Regions from separate parts of the Homo sapiens genome. Here regions 1 and 2 are each linked to region 3. A link is a loop called in an ENCODE intact Hi-C map of the cell type or tissue named here. Cell type or tissue: heart right ventricle. All regions are shown on one strand. Links, peaks and the distances in the headings refer to the core of each region. The heading gives the core; the rest is flanking DNA. Region 1 overlaps RHOQ (ras homolog family member Q). Region 2 overlaps PIGF (phosphatidylinositol glycan anchor biosynthesis class F). Region 3 has its middle 11 kb from the start of TMEM247.

Region 1 (5,595 bases), core at 423-5,422, 78 kb after region 3:
AGGCAGAGACCTCCTCTGACCACCTGCTTGACATCTCAAGCTTAACACGTCCCAAACTGTCCTCTTGAGTTCTCTCCCTATGGTGCTTCTCTACCCTACCCTCAGTTTTCTTCATCCCTCTAAAAGATGCCATATCATCTAGATATATCCAGAATATATCTAGAATCCACCATTTCTCTAGCTGTCAACTGCTGTCCCTTAGTCTAAGCTTCCATCTTCTCTCAGCTGAATTACTATAATAACCTCTCCCCTTATAAGCCTGACTGCCTAATTCATTCTTCTCAAAGTAGCCTGGATTATCGTTTTCAAATTTTGTGACTTTTTTGCGGGGGTCGGGGGCTCACCTTTTAATGACTTTCCATTGCAGGTGGGCCCTGCAGAGGGGTCCAAGCTGACTCCCTCTCCAGCCCCACCTGTCACCTGGCCTTTCCCTGTGGTCTTCAGTATGTCAGGGCTTTTCTGCCTTGGGACGTTTGCATACATTGTCTTGTTGTCTGTCTCCTTAAGCGGTCCCTCAGGTCTCAGGTTGAACATCACCCCTGCAGAGAGGTCTTTCTTGCCTGCGCAGACTGAAACTCATCTTCCTGGTTATTCTCTCTCCCAGAACCTGGCTCTTTTCCTTCATAGCACCTGTCCCAATTTGCATTTATAGTCATTTTTGTCCCAATTTGTTCAATGCCTGATTTGATACCTCAATTTTATCAGACCCATCTCCCATTTTTATAACAAATACTTCCTTTTTACTTATCCTCAAATGAAATCTATAGATAATATAACCTCCCTATACATGTAATTTTAAATCAGTATAACATCCTGGCAGTGATATAAAGGAGAAATAAAAAGGAAAGTAATTCATCATAAAACTATTTATTTCAGTGTTAAATTCCTAAACTCCCAAGGCTGACTACTCCAGAAATCATAATGAAGTAATCAGGCCTGCACCTATTAGGTAAAATGACCACGAATGCAACAGTTACAAATATTGGCTAACATAGTTATTTTTTATTAGTGACTCAGATACTAACAGCAATGTAGCCAGTGGCATGTGGTTTTCTGTGATGGTAAGTAAATCCTGTGATGTTTGTTTTTTCTTTTTCTTCTTTTTTTTTTTTCTTTGAGACAGGGTGTCGTTCTGTCACCCAGGCTGGAGTGCAGTGGCATGATCTCAGCTCACTGCAGCCTCAATCTCCCAGGCTCAAGTGATCTTCCCACCTCAGCCTGCCAAGTAGCTGGGACTATAGGCACACACCATCACACCTGGCTCATTTTTTATTTTTGTAGAGATCGTGTTTTGCCATGTTGCCCACACTGGTCTTGAACTCCTGGACTCAAGCAATCCACCTGTCTCAGCCTCGCAGAGTGCTGTGATTACAGGCATAAGCCACTGCACCCAGCCTCCTGTGATGTTTCAAACAAAATAAAGTTCAATCTTTCTCCTTCAATGTGGACTGAAATTACCTTCCTAGAAAATTCATTAAAGTCTGAGGGCCGTGGCTCATGCCTATAATCCCAACATTTTAGGGGGCTGAGGCAGGATAATTGCTTGAGCCCAGGAGTTCGATACTAGCCCAGGCAACAGAGCAAGACCCCTGTCTCTACAAAAAAAAAATAAAATAAAAAAATTTCTGACTAGCTGGGCATGGTGGCATATGCCCGTAGTATCAACTACTCGGGAGGCTGAGGTGGAGGCTAGAGCCCAGGAGGTCAAGGCTGTAGCAATCTGTGATCATGCTACTGCACTCCAGCCTGGGTGACGGAGTAAAACCCTGCTCAAAAAAGAAAAAGTTTAAAATATGCACTAAAGTTATGCCAAAAAACTTTATTTTTTTATATATGCAGCAGGATCAGGTCCTAGATTCATGCGATTATAAAAGGTGTTCCATGGTGAGCAGGTCTATGCAAACCTACCTTCAAAGGCCAAGGGAGCTGAGAGGCTGAAGAAAGAGACTGACAAATCCAGTTTCTCAGAAAGAAATATTTAATAGAGACTTAGAAACAGAAACGATGTCTAGGTAGGCCAAGAGATGGTGGATTCTCACAACCAACCTCCAGAAAGTATCCTTTATATAGCAAGCTTTTAGGGTAAAGACACAGGAAGCTCATCATCCCTGACTTCCTTTAGAAACTCATGACCACGGGGAGGTTGTGAGGGCTTATCTGTGCTACTGGACCACCTTGAATTGTAGGCGTCAAACATTGGTCATCATGGCAGTTTTACTTCAAGATGGATCACTCTTGCTATGCAACAGGCTGTTTTCCCACAAAAGAGTTTTTCATGTTTATGAATGTCTAGCAGTACACTCACTAGTCATGCGGGCCTGGAGCTGGTTTTCCTCATACAGGTCATTGTGGCACCACGGCTCCCACCCTTAAATGCTAGCAGAGTTTCCCCATTCATTTTGGCAATTGACAGCACCTCCCAAATGTCCGAAATGCCCCCCAGACATAGGGTGGTACTGCCCTAGCTGAGAGCCCTGTGCCTACTCCTCTGCTGTCCTCTACACAGAATGAGGGCAGGGTCTGTGTTGTGTTCACTCGTCTATACACAGCACTCAGCACCTACTTGCCAGATATTTGTGGAGTGAATGAATGTTCTATCAACATGAAATTTGTGCCAAAAAGTTAGGAAAGGAGTATACCACATGGAAATGTGACCAGACATTTACCTTCTTTCAGCATGCTTTAGGCCAGCTGACCTCTGTTTTAGTGCAAGAGACTTGTAATTATAGCTCCAGACAATATGGAATTTCAGCTCTAAATCCTTTACAACTGGGGAAGTCACCTCACCATGCACAGAAGAAATAGCACTGGCTCCGAAGTTGTGGTTTGTCTTTTTTTGGAAAGTCAGGCTTGTCTGCCAAAGAGCTCGAAACACTTGACCAGCTCTCTCATTTATCTTAACATGTGTATTTATTCTCCCTTCACAGATGGGGAAGTGAAGCTTGCCTGAGGGCTGTATTTAGCTAAGTCTTGATCCTCTGCCTTGTGGTGGTCAGCTTAGATAAAATGGAATCCTAAAACTTGATTTTTATCCCGTAGTGTGAACCTCCTCCCACATTAAATCTGCTAGTAGGGCTGCTCACAAGGGTAAGAAGTGTTAGTTTGAGTGTTTTTCATCATGTGACGTGGCGGTCTTCTAGTTCAGGGCCCTGCTTTTAGAGATGAGGAAGTGCCAGTTCGTCACAACACAGTTAGATAATGACAAGGCCAGTCCTCTAGCTGGTTTCTTTATGCTCCACCAGATGTAAATTTTCTCTCCGTTTCCTCCAGCCAACCTAAACAGGAGTTACAATCAGTCAGGTGGCCAAAAGGAAAGCACAATGGAAAAGAAGCCCAAGATCTAGTTCTCTAGCTCCTAAATAATTGGTATATTAATTAGGAGGCTGACTTATTATAAATCAAAACATATGAAGATGACAGTAGCTAAAAGTAAGAAGCTAAACCTTTAATTTCAAGAATTCTTTTACTAAGCGCTAATCAGGCCAGTGACATATAAATACCATTTCACAACTGAACTGAAAATTAAAAAAGAAAAGAAAACACCAGATGTTTGCAAAGTTTTTGAAAAACAGTGACCTCTTAAGAATTTATAGCACCTAAAAAAACCTTTCTCTTCCCCAAAATTTTCTTTAGTCCAAGAGTGCTGGGAGGTAGTAGGAAGTGGTAGGCAAATTCAGTAAACTCATCACTGGTGAGTTTTGAACCAAACTTACCAAAGTGTTTTCAAAAAGGACCCAACCCAGCTTCCTTGAAAAACAGAGTTATTTTTAAAGAGGTAAAAACTGATATTTTCATTTCACAAAGTTAAATATAAAATGAACTCAAAAGTGTCAAAATGACTGCACAATAGAAATGAGGTTTCAGGCCAGGCGTGGTGGCTCATGCCTGTAATCCCAGCACTTTGGGAGGCCAAGGGAGGCGGATCACAGGGTCAAGAGATTGAGACCCTCCTGGCTAACACGGTGAACACCCGTTTCTACTAAAAATACAAAAAATTAGCCAGCCATGGTGGCAGGCACCTGTAATCCCAGCTACTCAGGAGGCAGAGGCATGAGAATTGCTTGAATCCGGGAGGCAGAGGTGGCAGTGAGCCGAGATTGTGCTATTGCACTCTAGTCTGGGCTATAAGAGTGAGACTTCATCTCAAAAAATAAAAAAAAAAAAAGAAATGAGGTTTCATAGGCTACTCTGACCAAGCATTACCATAGACATGTTGTGATATATAAGTTAGATGTAGGAGAAAACAGTTGCATTCTCAGAAGCTGGCTTCATGACATGTGTCCTCTGGACTTCTGTGTAGCACCCTTTGAAGGGTGGAGGGTTTCAAGAGCTCGATGCCTGTTTTGGACTTCTCGCTAGAAACAGATGTTGTAGATGAAGATTACTACTGTGTGCCTTGGAAGTGACACAGAGAATTGCTACTGCACAGACCACAAAGCCACCACTTTTCAGGGATATTCTTACTTAGTTGTCATATGTTTTATGTCTCTCTTCACGTAGTCAGAAGCTGCTTTAGATTTGGGAAGGCTGGGGCTTATCTGTTACCCCTTGTTCTAGGTTGTTTCTCATTCTAGGTTGTTACAGAGGAAAACTCTAGTAGGTTTTGATAAATGACTATTTCTTACATCAAAGTACTATCCTGCATTATTTGGGATTGTAATACATTCCTATAGTACTTTATGGTCTTCAAAGCATTTGTCACTGATAAGTCTCCCGTTTTTCAGACAGAGAAACTAAGGCCCTAAGGAATAAGGGACTGGACTAAAGTCGCATTCCTAGCATGTTGGATACGTTCAAGTTCTCTCCATTCTGTAAGGACCAACTCAAGTGCCTCTTCCAAGAGGTCTTTTCTTAGTGTCCCCTCATTACTACTTTTTATATTTACCACATTCTAACTTGTAATATCATGTTCACATACATCTTATCTACCTTACCATGAACTTCCTAAGATCGAAAGCTGTTATGCATTTGTGTGTATCTCCTCACCTATCAGAATTGTTCTTCTTGGGTGCTAACCTGATGCACGTTCCCACACCAGCCTGCAGTTTCCTCTTCTAGGCTGTGGCTTGGAGGTCTGCAAGGCGCTGGAGTGGTGTCCAGGCACATTGTGGGCACTGCTGCACATTCAAGTGCATTGCCTTATTTTTAACATATAGATACTTAATGAGAGAGCTTTGTAAATGTTTATAAGGTGTTTTACAAATAGATGTTATTTGAATCTCATCCTTCCCTCCTTTATTTATTGCAGTTAGCACTGTTCTGGGCACATAGTAGGTGCTTAGTAATGTTTGTTAAGCATTTCTATATTCACTTGCTCCAGCTTACACTTTTATTCCCTCCTATTGTTGTATATGACTGTCTTTTTATATGTTTATATCTTGAATTCCCAACTAAACTGCAAGCTCCAGAGGGCTATAGTCTCAATAAATCTTTGCTGATTGCTTTTAAATAATACATGATAGCATACCAGCTAACAAAGCATGGCACAAGGTAAATCGTCCAATGTGAGTGTTTTTATTTAAGAAATGTTTTGGATATGTATTTTAAAATAGACATACACATCCCAAAAACATATATTTTAAACAGAGATCACTA
Region 2 (5,595 bases), core at 361-5,360, 110 kb after region 3:
TTTTTTTTAGCTCATCAGCTATCGTGAGTGTTAATGTATTGCATGTGTGGCTCAAGACAATTCTTTCCTTCCAATGCGGCCCAGAGAAGCCCAAAGATTGGACACTCCTGTAGTGGTTGCCTGGGCCATGGAGAGAAGAGTGGGAATAGGGTATGACTGCTAATAGTTATAGCTTCTTTTTGATGTGGTGAAATGTCCCAAAATTAGATTGTGGCAATGGCTGTACAACTGTGCCTATACTAAAAACCACTGAATTATACACTTTGAGTGAATTCTATGGTATACAGTTATATCTCAATAACACTATTTTTAAACAACAGCAACAACAAAATGAAACATTAAAACAGCTGACTGGATGCTTATAATTCAAGCACGGGGATGCACAGAACTAGGGACGGGGTAGGAACCTGACTTTCCTTTAGAGAATCCCAAAATGTCAGTACCATTTTCCCTCGAAAGAAATATTTCAATATTCTGCCTAGATGGTATAAGCCTGGCTCCCAGTACTTTGGGCCAACCAGGGGAAAGGGGCTAGGTGTAAGGTGGGAACTCATGGTTTGAGATGTAGGATTTCGTTTAAAACTTATTCCCCAAAGAGATTGTACCCAACAGGCTCAGTATCTGGGGACAGCTAGAATAGCTGGGATATGAAGGGTACAATTATATTTTCTTCACTTCTCCTCCCTGCACTGTTCAACTTCCATTGCTTGTATTAGTTTTTATTTACATTGTTCTACAACTCCAATTCATTCAATTATTTTCTTGATATAGTGAGTCCCTTTGATGTACAAACTGGAGAATCCCTTCATTTGTGAAAACTGTCTTCTATCACATCTTTGAATCATTTTTTGTTGGGTATTTTAGAGGCACTAACTAGTCTTGTTTGCATCCCTTTCATTTCTCCTCTATATTTATCACATCTTCTCTAAATGCTTTATTCTTCCCAACCCCCTCCCTACCCCGCATTCATTTTGATTAGCTCAAACCTTTCTTCCATGCTAAAACCTGACTTTCTAATTTGTCTGTTTCTTGATATTTTTAATTTATGTCCTGTAATAGTGACCTTTGCATTCTCAATTTATTTCACTAATTCTGCAATCTTCTTCTCCACGTCATTTTGTTTCATGATCTCATCTTTGCTCTTAATTTATTCAATTCATATCCTTAGTACTATTTTTCATGGTAAACTGTGTGGAGGTTTTTTTGTTTATTTTTGCTTCTAGGGTAGCACTTTCTTTCAGGCCAGATTCTTCATCTTCTGCACACCCCTTTTCCTTCTTCTATAGTGCATTTTTAGGGTTGTCATGCCGTTTCTTTTCTCTTGCTCACACTTCACATGGGCACACATCCTATCTTAACTAGCCCCAATTTTCCCTGTCTTGAAGCTGCCTTTTGAGGACTGGATGTTATTTTCTAATAAGTTTTCTGTAACATGAGGCAGGAAAGAGAATGGAGGTAGGGAGGCTGGGTAAGATAAATGCTATCTCTGTGATTCAGTTAGTAATATTCCACTGAAATTTAATAAATGGTGGTTCTATAATTGAGACTTAAAAATTCATGGCCAAGGCTTACGCCTCCTCTTAGAAATCAGATGAAGCTACTATAGTGCACAGTCTGCCCCCTTAGCAGATCCCTGTAGGTAGCAGCCCTGGTAGATTGATAAGAGGTAAAGAGGCCTGATGGGGAGTCAGGGAAACCTACACTCTATTGGTAGGAATATGTATGGGGGTATATACATATTCTTCAAATTATAACTTTAGTTTGACAGTGTCTGTTAACTTCCTTTGATCTAGGAATGTTACTCAAGTAATCTAGTCTACAAAAACCTTTGCACAAGTATACAAAATTATATGGAACAAAGATATACCTAACAACATTATTTATTATCATGAAAATTTGATATTAAACCTTAATAGGAAATTAGTTAAATAAATCATGGTACATGGAATACTTGTAATGATGATTAATTGCTCAACATTCATCTCAACCCTGATGATGAGACTAATTAATTAACTATTGATGATCCCATTCTGTTTCTCAATGATTAGGAAAACTCAAGGAAGAGAAACTGCTGCCATCCCACTACCAGCCTGAGGATAATAACAAGGAGAATCAGTAAGAAGCACAACCATACCATGACTATCTGTGTCTAGAACCATCCAATTTCCGTTATGTGACATAATCAGTTTCCTTATTATTCAAACCAATATAAGCTGAAGTTTTATGTTACTTATAGAGATACAGTAGCTAAGAATACTATGTAAGAAGAGGTAGATTATACACACACACAGATAACGATGTTCATAACACATTAGTGGGAAAAAAGTTATAAAGCCATGACTAGTTTAACTATTTTGTTTTAAAATTATATATATATAATTAATACAAAATTCGAAGAACATATAAAATCTGCTAGTTGTTCATTGCTTCCATGATAGCATTACTAGGATCTTTAACTTTCTATATTTTTCTGTTTGAATTTTTACTACAAACATTTATATACATTATTTTGTAATAAATAAGATAAAAAGAATAAAATAGGTAAATTCCTTTCTATTAACTAATTTCTAGCATCACTGACATTGATGTACTCTCATTTTGTAAGTTTCCATAATAAAGCTATTTGAATTCTACGGTTATTGGCTAATTTTTTCAAAGTTAAGGAATATATGCACAGTCAATAGGGCTCAGAATAAATAAATGGCTCCCCTGTGAACAAACTTAAAAAGTGACTACAGCAATGTTACAGGCCAGCCTTCATGACACTGTGCTCCAACTATTTGTCCAAATTATTTGACTCCACTGGAATTCATTACATCAAATATTAATTGAAGTAAACAGGCCATTTTGAGTGCCTACTACGTGCCAGACACTGTATCAGACACCTGAGGGTAGTTCATAGTAAACACTCATGGTTTAAATACACTGTCATCAAAATAGTGTTTGTTTAAATAGATTTAATTTTTTGAACTGCTAGTCTCTTCATCTAAAAAAGAGACACTGTACAACTCCTCCTAGTGGCTAAAGGTATTTTACAAAATTCTAATATAAATGTTTTCCTTCCCCACTGAATATTAAAACAAATGCCTCTTTGCCACTAAATTTTTTGCCCACATTTATACTAAATTATCTACTTTTTATATGAGTAAATCTTTGGTCACTCACTATATTTTCACTCTTAGTGTCCACAGTGGTTGCTTCAATATAAAATCTATTTCAATACAAAGATGACAAAAAGAGGCCTATTATCTTTGTCTACACAAATAGGTCTTATTGAATGTTTTCACCTCGGCTAGATCACTACTCTTGGCAAGATTTTTGTTTAGTACTATTCAGGAATCTATTTAGTTCACCAAAAGTGATCAACTTCTAACTTAAACATTCAAATAACAGCATAAAAGAACTGATATGTCAAAAAACAAGTTTCAATGAACTATATGGGTGTATAGTAGTCAGATTATTACTTTCCTTTATAAGAAAGTCTGCAAATGAAAAAAAAAATAATTTTAATGCCAATGCAATAACTGAATTAAATTAGTACAAACTGAGTATATTATTTAATAAGTATACCAATAAGAAGCTGGCAGAATATTTTAAGAAACCAAATGACCTTGTCTACTTCCAAGTTTCTTTATAATAGTATTCTTTTGTTTTGTTTTCCTGGAGTAACTTAACATTTACTGTAAGGAGAAATCCTGTTAAAATAGTGTCTTTTAGTTATGTATAAAATCCCAATAGTATCAGAATTGATCCTTAACTTGTAGGATGTAGTTCCTATACAGTTCACAAGCTCAAAGCTTTGTTGTTCTCTGTCGTCACATGACTATCATGTGTTCAACATAAGTTTTCTACAAACATGCAAATAAATACATTAAAAACTAGTATATAAACTTATTTCACTTAAAAATATTATACAACATTTATATTGATTCAACACTAATTGAGATATCATGCCAATTCAAAATTAGCCTGTTCACACTGAACATCTGAATTATTCACATTTTAATAATACTAAAAGGGCTGTCTTTAAGTTAAAAAAAATACACACAAAACTCTACTGTGTTTTACATATTAAAATACAGGATGAATGATAAAAATATTTAAAGCTCTAAAATCTTCAGTTGACACTTCAAGGTATTTTAAATACTTTTTATTAATTAGAACTACAGCATAAGAACTTCAAATTGAAATTTTAATTTCTGTTCTAAATTATTATTGAGTAGGAAAAAGCATGTACTATTCATGTATTTTGTACAATCTCCTTGAATAATAATAGAATTCTTTGAAATTAAAGTTGTGACTCAGGAAGTCCTAGCTAGAGCAATCAGATGAGAGAAAAAAATAAAGGGCATCCAAATTGGAAAGAAAGAAGTCAAATTATCCTTGTTTGCAGATGATATAATCGTGTATTTGGAAAAACCTAAAGACTACCAAAAACTATTAGAACTGATAAACAAATTGAATAAAGTTGCAGGATACAAAATCAACATACAAAAATCAGTAGCATTTCTATATGCCAACAGCAAATAATCTGAAAAAGAAATAAAAAAGTAATCCCATTTATAACAGCTACAAATAAAATTAAATATCTATGAATTAACTTCACCAAAGAAGTGAAATATATCTACAATGAAAACTATAAAACACTGATGAAAGAAATTGAAGAGGACACAAAAAATGGAAAGATATTTCATGTTTGTGAACTGGAAGAATCAATATTGTTAAAATGTCCATACTACCCAAAGCAATCCACAGATTCAATGCAATCCCTATCAAAATACCAACACTATTCTTCACATAAATAGAAGAAACAATCCTAAAATTTATATGGAACCACAAAGACCCAGAATAGCCAAAGCTATCCTGAGCAAAAAGAACAGAACTGGAAGAATCACATTACTTGACTCAAATTATACTACAGAGCTACTGTAACCAAAACAGCAAGGTACTGGCATAAAAACAGGCACATAGACCAATAGAACAAATAGAGAACCCAGAAGTAAATCCATACATCTACAGTGAGCTCATTTCATCAAAGATGCCAAGAACATACACCGGGGAAAGAGCAGTCTCTTCCATAAGTGGTGGCAGGAAAACTGGATATCCATACGCAGAAGAATGAAACTAGACCCCTAACTCTCGCCATATACAAAAATCAAACCAAGATGGATTAAAGACTTAAATTTAAGACCACAAACTATGAAACTACTAAAAGGAAACATTGGGGAAACTTTCCAGGACACTGGATTGGGCTAAGATTTCTTGAATAATACCCCACAAGCACAGGCAACCAAAGCATAAATGGACAAATGGAATCACATCAAGTTAAAAAGCTTCTGTACAGCAAAAGAAACAATCAAGAAAGTGAAGAGACAACCCACAGAATGGAAGAAAATATTTCCAATCTATCTATCTAACAAAGGGTTAATAACCAGACTATATAGAGAGCTCAAACAACTCTACAGGGAAAAAAAACCCCTAATAATCCAATTTACAAATGGGCAAAAGATCTGAATAGACATTTCTCAAAAAAAGACATACAAGTGGTAAACAGGTATATGAAAAGGTGCTCAATATCACTGGTCGTCAGAGAAA
Region 3 (5,595 bases), core at 443-5,442:
AGAAAAGGAGCCGCCTTTTAAAAGCATCCCAGGAAGCCCCACCCAGAGACTTCTGCTTCCGTGCCATTGGTCAAACTAAGGTCATGTGGCTGCACCTATCTGTAGGGTGTCTGAGGTGGTAAGGTTTTTGCGTGGACACTGTTGCAGCCTCAAACAGAATTAGAATTCTGATAGTATGAGTGGAGGGGGGAGATACTGAATTAAGCAAATAACTGGTGTATCATCCCTAATTCCTTAGGCCCAGCTCCCACTCCCTTCCTGAGCTGCTGAGCCAGAAAGCCTTGATGGGGTTGAAACCATCAGATGGAGCACAGCCGTAGCCAATCTGGGCCGGGCCACTGCTGCACTCTGCTTTAAGGAAGAGTACTGCATACCACAGCAGGGAGGTCATGGTTTTCCCTGGCCACACGCCTGGAGCCACTCTGCCTTCATCCTCCTGACCTCTGCCTGAAGCCCATGACCTGACACAATCAGGGCAGCAGACTGGGAAGGGCACTCCTCTCTGTGCTGGGTGCCCTCAGCAGAGCTGCAAGGGGAGGCAAGTTGGACTCCAGAGCCCCTTCCCTTCCTGATCCCAGATCCCACAGAGCAGAGCCCAGAGACAGTCAGGGGACTGTGATCATCCTATGGACACCAAGCTGCTAAAGTCTATGTATAAGAGATTGCACTCATTGCAAAGGACCACTAAGCTTCAGCCCAAATAATGAAGCACTAATAGTAAAGTTTCAGGCAGGCTTAGGGAGAGAAAGATGGGAAAATCTCTCCTGTTCCCTAAATGGAATATTGTAGGCTGCCCTCCTGAGCCCAAGGACAGGACTACAGTTGGAGAGACTCGGGGGCAGGAGGGTTAAGCCTTGATTCCAAAGGCCACTTTCCTGCCATGTCTATTTCTAGTCCCAAGTTAGCAGATGACTTGTAAGTAAGCAAGTCAGTTAAGTTTTCTAGGCTTCATTTGGGCGACCTCTAAATTATCTAGACTCTAACTCAGAAAAAAGAAGGACCAAAGTCTAGAGATTGTTCGAGAAATTCTGATTTAATTGATCTGAGATGACATCCAGAGATGATTTGTTAGCCTTACAAGTGCCCCAGTTGATTCTAATAAGCAATCAGGGTTGAAAGACCTAAATCCTTGCTCTTCAATGTGTGATCTGTGGATCAGCAGCATCGGCGTCTTAGAAATGCAGCATCCCAGACCCTGCCCCAGACCCACTGAAGCAGATGTGGTTTGACAGTACCCACCAGCCCCCAGCAATTCATATGCATCTTAAAGTCTGGGAAGCCTGTTATAGGTGATGAGACTCAATGCAATCTGTCCTGGTCTGTCCTGGGCTAGCGCGGTGGCTCACGTCTGTAATCTCGGCCATTTGGGAGGCCGAGGCAGGAGCCCAAGAGCTCAAGACTAGGCAAGGCAACATAGGGAGATCCCATATCTCCAAAAAAAAAAAAGCCAGGTACGGTGGCATGCACCTGCTGTCCCAGCTACTGGGAAGGCTAACAAGGGAGGATCACTTGAGCCTGGGAGGTTGAGGCTGCAGTGAGCTGTGATCGTGCCACTGCACTCCAGCCTGGGGGACAGAGCAAGACCCTACCAGAAAAAAAAAAAAAAAACAAAATCTGTTCTCTTTATGAAGACAATGCTCTTGGCCAGGAGGGTCTTCTAGGGGGAATGAGAGGGAGAACAACCGAGTGCACAGCCCTTCAGAAGTGCTATGGGGTTTCCATTAACCTCTGCCGCAGGCTAGGGGTGGCAGGAGCTTACTGTGCCACATCAGGAAGCTGAGCCTGTGGCAGCATATCTGCCCCTCCTCCCTTTCACCAGTTCATGCTCTGGGCTTCTGGGGAACCAAATGATTTCACCCTGCAGGCCAGGGCTGAGCAGAAAGTTCCAGAATGCCCTCAGGCCTGTGTCTGCTTCTGTCCCTTTTTTGATCTGACTCCCACGTGTAGCTTTGGGGAAATCTTGCTAATATACGTTCATTCATTATTTAAAGGTTGCTGCTGTTCTTCAGGAAGGTTAAGCATGATTAAAAGATGGGATTTTTCCACAGGGCACAGCAGAAAAGCTAGGGCTCCCACATTTTTAAGCTGTTTTGGCCAAGCCTTGTTGCATAATTCAAAGTCTGTGATTTACTTAGATTTAATTAGCCAAAGGAGCAGCAGCTGCAGGTTCATTAGTTAGTATTTATTAAGCGCCCTCAGAGGGCTTTTTAGGCTCTTAAGAGTGAAGTGGAGGATGGGTTTCGGACTTGCAAATTTCTTACACTTAAGTAGGAGGGGATTACAGATAGCTTCAGGAGGTAGGCATTTTTGTTCCTCAAAGAGAGCAAAGGGGTGGCATCAAAAGGCCTGAGCTCGTGGGGCAAATCCTACAAAGGGCCACGAGTCAGAGAGATGTCAGTCCCTCACAGGGTTATAGTGACAATTAGTGAGATAACAAGGTGGAGGCTGGTGGTGAATAAGAAGCTACACAGATGAGAGGTATCAGCCAGAGCAGGGAAGGGAAGTGACTGCTAACCTGAATTTCAAGAACTGGGAGAGGTGGGGAGGTCCGGCTCCTGAATTTGTGGGCCCAGTGCAAGAGGACAATGCAGTGTCCCATCATGAATTCCACGACGGTGACAGCAGAGCATTAAGCCATGTGGAGAGCCCCCACTGAGAGCAGGGCCCTGTGCCACTGCCCTGGCGGTGGATGACGGAGACCCCAGGGTTAAGGGGCTTTTGTGGTGCCTCTCAAATCTCACCCAGAGAGTGACTATCCTTGGCCTGTACTCCATCAACAGGAGGGAGGGAGGGAGCAGGCTCTGTGCATTTTGCAGGGGCAGGGACCGTTGGAGCAGGCCATTGGAGGAAGGAGTCTGGTGGCCCCAGGGCAAGTGGCCCCTGCATGCCTTCCAGCTCTGGGCGCAGAGTCTGCCTGCAGAGGCGCCTCTTCACAAGCAGGTCACGCTCTAGGCTTCCAGCTGCTAATCACAGGGGCTCTCCAGCTTGGGTGCATTTCCTCCCTCTGCTCCTGGCTTCCGCCCCAGTCCCATTCAGCTGATCATTCTCCGCTGGGCTAGAAAATCCAAAAATAGAAGAAAGCTACACTTTTTACCCCCTTGAGCCTCTTGTATCAAATGACACAGTCACTTTGCCTCAAACTTTTCATCAAAGCAGCCTTTGTAAGGTCCTGGGGCAGAAAGCAGGCCTTGGAAGACAGCCACCAGGAAGCCATGCAGAAAGTGCTGAGCAGGGGGACCCTTGGTGGAGGAGGTGGGGAGGGCAGGGTTTCAGGAGCTTCCCTCTGCCCCAGAAAGAGCCAGTGACAGACACTTGCTACCATGGGGCAGCTCTTCTCTGAGCACCAGCTCTAGCTTCAGGTCTTGGAAGTGCAAGAGCAGCAAATAGTGTGGCTGCACAGACCACCCATTGCCAGGGTTCAACAACCAGACCACAGAGCTCAATCAGTGATTAAGGAGCAATGATTGATCAATCAAATAAACAGAAGGAGTGTAAGAGACGATCTGAGAAAGGCTCTGTGAGCTAAAGCATTCTGTGACGGCTTCTTGAAAAGGAAGCTCACCCTTGCCGAATACCTAGGATGTATTGTACCCTGTCCAACACTCTCATGTCATCTATTTTATCCCATAGCCCTCCATGAAGGAGCACTGGTACGCACTAGATTAATCTGCCCAGGCTGCTCTAACAAAATACCACAAACTGGGTGGCTTCAGCAACAGATGCTCATTTGTCCACAGTTCTGGAAGTTGAAAGTCCAAGATCAAGGTGTTGGCAGGTTTGGTTTCCTCTGAGGCCTCTCTCGGCTTGCAGATGGCTGCTGCCTTCTCACTGCATCCCCACGTGGTCTTCCTCTCTGTGTGCATCCCTGGTGTCTCTCTGAATGTCCAAATTTCCTCTTCCAAGGACACCAGTCAGATTGGATTAAGCCCTCATTTTAACGCCATGACTTCTTTTTTTGATTTCAATAGTTTTTGGGGTACAGGTGGTTTTTGATTACATGGATAAGTTCTATAGTGGTGATCTCTGAGATTTTGGTGCACCCATCACCCGAGCAGTGTACACTGTACCCAGTACGTAGTCTAAAGCCCCTATCTCCAGATGAGGTCACATTCTGAGGTTTCGGGGGTTAGGACTTCAACACTTGAATTTTGAGGGGAGATAATTCAGCCCATGACGCCCACTTTGCTGATGAGAAATCAGACTCCGAGAGGTTCAGGAATTGCCCAAGCTTGCTCAGCCAGGAGGTACCAGAGACCAAGTGTGGCAAGGAGCTGAAAGATGATTGGAAGAAAACAAAGAACCGTGCTGCGTCTCATTCATTTAGGTTTGTGAACAAAGGTTCCGAGCTGGTTTGATAACATGGGAAGAGAACTGCTACTCCATTTCAGATGGCATTGTGTGGCCCCCTGTATATCTCTCTAGATATGTGTAGCTGGGGTAGTGGCTCCAGAGTTTTTCTGCTTATGAATCTACCCTTTTATTCTAACTGTTCCCGTGTTTCTTTTTTGTTTGTTTTGTTCTGTTTTTTTGAGACAGGGTCTCGCTCTGTCACCGGTGCTGGAGTGCAGTGGCGCAATCTCGGCTCACTGCAGCCTTGCCCTCCTGTGTTCCCACACTTCCCTCACCAAGCGCTAAGGAGGAAAATGTCTTTGAGAGGGGACAGATGTAAGGCCTCACTCACTGGCCCACCTGACCCACACACCTGCCATTTCATGAGTGGCAGCAGATCTATACTCAAAGGCCTCGGTAACTCCCTCTGGATCCCACCCCATGTCCTCTCCTAGGTCCCCTAAGACGGGAGAGTCAGTCTGTAACTGGCAGCCTGGGGTCTTCCCTCTTCAATCTGCTATGCCTGGCTCTTTTTCTGAAGACCAGGTTGGTATGTCCACTCTGAGACAGGAGTAGGTATAAGAAAGAAGAGGGAGGTGGTTGGGTAAGAGAGAAACCCTATACAGTTCACTCAGGCTGACTTTCACTTCTGAGCAATCTCCATAGCCTCACATACATAAAGCCCATAATATTTGAGCTAGCCTGAGTGGGTTCCAAGAAAACAATGATTGGAAGACTCTGGAAGCACAGTAGTTGGTAGAAAGCTCACCTGCTCTCAGGTATCAGGCCAACTTCAAAAGAACTCCAGATGACTGCCCTTAAGCAAACTCTATGCACTGTGGGAGAATCCTTGTTCTCAAAACAGATCAGTTAGGAAACTGAGCATGGTGGCTCATGCCTGTAATCCCAGTACTTTGGGAGGCCAAGGCGGGCAGATCACCTGAGATCAGGAGTTCAAGACCAGCCTGACCAACATGGCAAAACCTCATCTCTACTAAAAGTACAAAAATTGGCCTGGCATGGTGGCATGCGCCTGTAATCCCAGCTACTCGGGAGGCTGAGGCAGGAGAATTGTTTGAACCCAGTAGGTGGAGGTTGCAGTGAGCCGAGATCGTGCCACTGCACTCCAGCCTGGGTGACAGAGCAAGACTCCATCTCAAAAACAAAAACAAACAAACAAAAACAGATCAATTAGGGCCAGGGTCAGAAGCTCAGATGCCAGGAGGGCCCAGGTGGGCCAGATAAAAGTGGGAAGCTGGCCAGGCA

Evidence for each region. A loop is a pair of places that touch in the nucleus more often than their neighbours do. Peaks named below come from ENCODE experiments on the same cell type or tissue, not always from the same donor. Only the 100,000 strongest peaks of a DNase experiment are listed, where the experiment ranks them.
Region 1: it touches region 3 in a loop (6-fold over the local background); 6 of 110 quality-filtered maps call a loop at or near these places.
Region 2: it touches region 3 in a loop (3-fold over the local background); 17 of 110 quality-filtered maps call a loop at or near these places.

The regions. Positions count from the first base shown.
Region 1 is chr2:46,566,296-46,571,890 of GRCh38, forward strand. All of the region lies in intron 2 of RHOQ (ras homolog family member Q), which reads left to right. RHOQ-AS1 (RHOQ antisense RNA 1) reads right to left here. Exons shown (of 2, transcript NR_104182.1): 2 at 1,961-3,275. Among named protein-coding and RNA genes, the nearest start is that of RHOQ-AS1, 11 kb to the right of the region's middle. RefSeq lists an enhancer at 4,366-4,465. In heart right ventricle, for the core only: no CTCF peak of the experiment used is centred there; no DNase peak of the experiment used is centred there; H3K4me3 peaks cover 829 bases; H3K27ac peaks cover 4,923 bases.
Region 2 is chr2:46,598,546-46,604,140 of GRCh38, forward strand. All of the region lies in intron 4 of PIGF (phosphatidylinositol glycan anchor biosynthesis class F), which reads right to left. It overlaps LOC124906003 (a long non-coding RNA gene), which reads left to right. Exons shown (of 2, transcript XR_007086307.1): 2 at 2,049-5,595. Among named protein-coding and RNA genes, the nearest start is that of PIGF, 16 kb to the right of the region's middle. In heart right ventricle, for the core only: a CTCF peak has its summit at 3,004 (motif pointing left); no DNase peak of the experiment used is centred there.
Region 3 is chr2:46,487,777-46,493,371 of GRCh38, forward strand. No RefSeq gene overlaps it. Among named protein-coding and RNA genes, the nearest start is that of TMEM247, 11 kb to the left of the region's middle. RefSeq lists enhancers at 2,263-2,795, 2,638-2,937, 2,796-3,328, 2,958-3,017, 3,128-3,177. In heart right ventricle, for the core only: a CTCF peak has its summit at 2,937; DNase peaks (open chromatin) are centred at 1,835 and 2,995; H3K27ac peaks cover 3,706 bases.